Linked DNA regions of Homo sapiens: region 2 is linked to region 1. Evidence: chromatin loops called from intact Hi-C (ENCODE). Cell type or tissue: GM12878. All regions are shown on one strand.

Region 1 (2,500 bases):
CACTTCTCTAAATCCTCCCTATTCTTCCAGGCTCTGCTCCGGTGCCACCTCCTCCAGGCAGACTCCCTGATTTCTCCAGGCCACACCAGATGGGGATGTTGTATCCCATGATACGAAAACTAAAGGCTCCAAGTCAAGCTTGCCCACCCAGGCCAGGCACAAAGAGGTGCTCAGGAAGGCTGATTGCCTGTCCCTGGAGGTGAGCCCTCCCTTTCATCCTCCCCATCTGTGCCCTGAATTGGCCGCCACAGGGACTTGAGGGGGCTGAGAAGAATGGGGACAATGGAGGAAGAAGCATGTCTTTCTAGGAGTTCATAGCCAAAGACACGGATGCAAGAGAAGACAGCTGGATCTACCTCAGGGCCTTTGCACTGGCTGTTCCAGCCACTTGGAATGCAATTCCTGCAAACTCTCTCCCCCACTCCCCTTCCCTTTTTCTTTTTTTTTTCTTTTTTGAGATGGAGTCTCACTCTGTTGCCCAGGCTGCAGTGCAATGGCACAATCTCAGCTCACTGCAACCTCCACCTCCCAGGTTCAAGCAATTCTCCTGCCTCAGCCTCCCAAGTAGCTGGGATTACAGGTGCCCGCCACCGTGCCCAGCTAATTTTTGTATTTTTAGTAGAGACAACGTTTCACCATGTTGGCCAGGCTCGTCTTGAACTCCTGACCTCACGTGATCTGCCTGCCTTGGCCTCCCAAAATGCTGGGATTACAGGTGTGAGCCACCACGCCCAGCCCTCCCCTTCCCTTTCTAATCTTTGCTTTAATACCACCTCCTCTGGGAAGCCTTCCCTGGCCACCCTCTTTAAAACTGCAGCCACCTCCCCTGCCCTGAATGCTTCAATTCCCTTTTCCTGCTTTGTCTGTCTTTGCGACACAAAATACACATTGTCACTTATTTATCTTGTTTCGTGTTCATCTCCCGTACTCAGCGGTCGGCTCCACGAGGGCAAGGATTTTTGCCTGCCCTATTCCCTGGCTGATTCCCCTGTGCCTGGAACAGCGCCTGCTATATAAATATGTGCTGAGTACACACACACCAAAGCAAAAGATCAGGATCCTCGGGAAAGTGGGTCCTTGGAAAAGCAAGGGGTTACTGTGGCCGGGGAGAGCGGAGATTGGACGGGGAGGTGGTACTGGGGCCAAATTGTGAGGAATTAGGAGGGTCTGATTGGTGGCAATGCGGCGAGAAGGAATTCCATGGAGAGCGGACTAGGGCCTGGGTAAAGGCCTGGGCTGGAAAGCTTGTACGGGGAGCAGTGGGGAGGTCATGACGCTAGGGGGCAGCAGAGAGGAAAGGAGAAGAGGTGGGTACTGGAATGAAAGGGTGGATCTTCAGCCAAGCCCCAGGAGACAGAAGGCTGAAGTTGCAGGGGTGTATCGGGCATCTAGGGCCTCACACTCACCTCTGTCTTCTTAAATCGCGCCCTGAGAGTCTTCATAGTTGGTGCCCTGTGTTTCTCCTCTCCACAGGCCACCTGAGGAGGGCAAGGGTGGGGGTAAGGTGAGGGACACCAGTCCTGGTGGGCGGCAGGGTCCGTTGCCTCGCCCTCCTCAAAAGGACCGCTTCCTCCTTCCTGACCAGTCCTGGCCCCTAGAGCAAGACACAGACCTGCTCTATCTCCTACCTGCTGTGTGTCCTTTGGCAGTTTACTTGCCCTCTCTGTTTTACTTCCCTCATCTATACAGTGACAGAAATGATCCTTTCTTGACCAACTCATGGTCAGTTTTCAGCATGGTCCCTACACAGAGCCTGGCCAAACATGAGGGGCTTCATAAATGCATCTCACTGGTATTTCCTGCGGTCCAAACAGATCAAGCCTTTTCTGGTCTCCTAACTTTTACCTGTGCAGTTATTTCTGCCTAGAATGGTTTCTTTTTTCTTCTCTGAACTCCTACTCATCCTTCAAAGCCCAGTTCCAAAATCCCTTGCTCTTATCAGCTTTGCCTCTTGTTCCCAAGCAGAGATCTAACTCCCCAAATTGGGTTCCCGCCTACCCTGGCTGGGTCTCTGCCTCTGCCTCACCCCTGGCTCCATGGGCTGGAAGGGTCTGGGCTGATTCTGTCCTTTTCAACAGTCAGGGGCTCCCTGGGGACTGAAGCCAGGGCTGACGGCTCTCAGCACAGAGGCATGTTTGCTACATAGTCAGAGGGAACCTCCATGTGACAGCAATTCACCCATAGTGGGTGGAGGTCTGGGGCAATGGCTGCATGCATGTGTGTGACGTTGAGTGTGGGGCGTGTGCACACGTGCACTTCTGTCCACCTGGGCCTGTTCTACGTTCCGCATGGGCAGGCACGGAGGTCAGGCAGGCCTATCTTGAGGGGGTGTGTTTTTTGAGGGGTGTGACTGTGAGGCCCTATGTGTGAAAGGGATTTCTGTGATGGAGAATCTGTATTTGCCTCTTACCAAGGAGTAGGGGTTGGCATGGCCTCTACCTGTCCACCTATCTACTCGTGAATTCTCCAAGCCACCCTTCCACGCATTTACCACCTATGC
Region 2 (2,500 bases), 120 kb after region 1:
CGCTGCGGCCGGGGCGGGGGAGGGGGCCGCTTCCTGCCCCCGCCCGGGCCTGACTCAGCCCCGGGTGGGGGGCCTGGCCTGGCCCCTCGCCCTGCCCGGACGGCCGTCCGGCTCCGACCCGCGGGAGGGGGCGGAGAGAGCACCCCAGTCCCCGCCGTCCGCGCCCCCAAAGCGCGTGACCCCGTCTCCTCTGGCCCGGACCCCCCCTCCTTTCCCTTGACGCCACCACCACGTGCGAAGCCTGAGCCCGGGCAGGGGAGGGGGGAGCTGGTGGGATCCAGCCCCCTCCCTCCCGCTCCCTACCTCCCGGGCGGGAGACCCAGCCCCCCCGGCCTGGGAGCCTGGCTGGGGGCTGAGCGGAGCGGAGGAGCGGGTGCCCCCCCAGGGACCGGGCCTCTGCGGGTTCTGGGAGGCGCTGCCCGGGCTGGCTGGCGGGGGCGCACGGTGGGCCGCGGCGGGAGGTTGCTGTCCACCCGGGCCCGGACACCCAGTCGGCGCCCACTAAATGTTGGCGGAATGCAGCCAGGAGTTGGCGGCGAGGCGGGGGGAGGCAGCAACTCCTCTCCCCCCAGTCAGGCGGCGGAAGTCACAGAGGTGCTGGTGCCCCTGCCACCCGCGGCACCCACCTGGCTCACCCATGGGTGGCGGGCTCGGTGGGCCCCCCCACCTCCCTGCCAGCTGCCTCCGGAGAGGGCGTGGGGATTCCGTGTCAGTGCCCCCCGCCCCAACCTCAGAACTGGACCAGGGCGTAACCCTGAGCGTGCCGCTCCCACACTGGGGGTGCCTCCCCACCACCGGCCGATCACTTCCTATTGGCAAACTGGTCTGGGAGAGGTCCCGGGGAGGCCAGGCTGGGGCAGGGGCCCAGGCCAGGCCAGGCCTAAGCCCAGCCCTGCTGCTGCCAGGGCCTGAGGGCTTCAGGCCGGGGGCGTTTGTCCGCGAGGGCCACCCGCCATGGGGCCCCGAGAGCACCTATCGGCGGGGCCGGGGCCTCTGTTTACCACCAGCCATCGCTGTGGAGACAGAGCTTGGGGGAGAAGGGGGGGCAGGAGCCGGCCGCTGGAAAAGCGAAGTCTAAGGAAGGAAAGAAGAGCCAACCGGGACACTGAAATTTTAATTCGTGGGTCAGTCCGGGGGGTATTTATTATTCAGTTCCGATTGGCTGCGTGGCGGCCAGTCAGCACCTGGGCCCGGGCGGGCAGCCACGCATCGGCAGAGGCCCGCGGGCGGCCGCAGGCAGTGGATGGGTCCTTTGCTCTGTGCGGGAGACTGAGGCGCGGCCGAGGCAGAGCCCAGCCTGGGGCCTGGTCGGAAAGGTTCCTGGGGCGATCACAAATCCCTGCTGGGTGTTTGTTTGTTTGTTTGTTTTTTCCTTTTCTTTCCTTGAGTCCCTCTGACCTATAGCTGGGTCCACCTGGTGGCAGATCCCCGTTGCCATATGAGGAGGAAACCAAGGCCGGGAGGGGAGGTCAAATGTGAGCCTGGAAACTCCGGAGGTTAGAGCAAGCCTCGGAGCAGGTGCCGGTACTAGGCAGGGGAGACTGAAGCGTAGGGGGAAGCAGAGAGCGGCCCAAGGTCACTCAGGTGGGGTCAGAGCTGCCCCCTGTGCTCCATCCTTCCAGCTCGGGGCCTGTCCAAAGTCCCCTCCCACTGTGTGGTGGCCCAGGGGCGCCTGCCCACCTGTCTTTAAGCAGGGCCGGAGGTTGGCAGTAGAGGCTCAACTGCAGGCACCTGCCTGCAAATGGAGTGTCACCGAGGCTTATTAAACCCTGTGTCCGAAGATGACATTGAGGCTCAGAGAGGGCCAGCATGGCTCCCAAGGTCACACAGCACGAGCCACAGCCCTCTCGCCTCCCTGCCTCACCGGGCAGGCCCTGGCTGGCGCACGTGCATACGAGGCCCCTCTGCAATCCTGCCGAGCCACAAACTCGTCTCACCTTGGTCCTCAGAGGCGGGCAGGGCTCTGGGTTTTATGACCAGAGGAGACCGAGGTCACCTCCCCAGAGCCAGCCCACTGCAGCCCAGATGCTCCAAGGAGGGCTCCTCAAGGGTTGGAATGCTGGCACGCTTGCTCTGCGACCTTGGATGAGCCCCGTGACCCCTGCAGCCGGGGCGCGCTGTGTTCCTGGGGCTGTGGAGGGTCCCCCAGCTGCTGCCTGCAAAGCCACCCGTGGTGTCTTTTCTCCTCCGCGGCGGAAACTCCCAGGTCAGCTCAGGGCATGGCAGAGACCTGAGTGTGGGGTGTGGGTCAGAACTGCGTGAGACACCTGCACCCCCACCTGTCACCTGCCAGACCATAAACTGCCCTGCAGTAGCCCTGGGCAACAAGGACAAGAGGAACGAGCTTGGGTGGGGGTGAGCCTTGGGTGGGGGTGAGCATGGTCCAGTCCTAGCCCAGCCCTTGGGTCCACCCCAGCAGTCACTCCCCCTCTGCCAGCCTCAGTCTTCCCATCCAGACAGTGGGGAGATGGTCATCAGCCCTAGAGTGTTGTCTCGAGGG

The links. Peaks named below come from ENCODE experiments on the same cell type or tissue, not always from the same donor. Only the 100,000 strongest peaks of a DNase experiment are listed, where the experiment ranks them.
Region 2: it touches region 1 in a loop (2.2-fold over the local background); 18 of 110 quality-filtered maps call a loop at or near these places.

The regions. Positions count from the first base shown.
Region 1 is chr19:4,185,368-4,187,867 of GRCh38, reverse strand. ANKRD24 (ankyrin repeat domain 24) reads right to left here. Exons shown (of 22, transcript NM_001393985.1): 2 at 1,407-1,478. The coding sequence starts at 1,442. Among named protein-coding and RNA genes, the nearest start is that of ANKRD24, 3.9 kb to the right of the region's middle. RefSeq lists an enhancer at 1,504-1,623. In GM12878, a CTCF peak has its summit at 1,273 (motif pointing right); no DNase peak of the experiment used is centred here.
Region 2 is chr19:4,062,872-4,065,371 of GRCh38, reverse strand. All of the region lies in intron 1 of ZBTB7A (zinc finger and BTB domain containing 7A), which reads left to right. Among named protein-coding and RNA genes, the nearest start is that of ZBTB7A, 2.8 kb to the left of the region's middle. RefSeq lists silencers at 143-332, 523-662, 893-982 and enhancers at 1,643-1,822, 2,317-2,500. In GM12878, a CTCF peak has its summit at 1,422 (motif pointing left); no DNase peak of the experiment used is centred here; H3K4me3 peaks cover 2,407 bases; H3K27ac peaks cover 2,029 bases.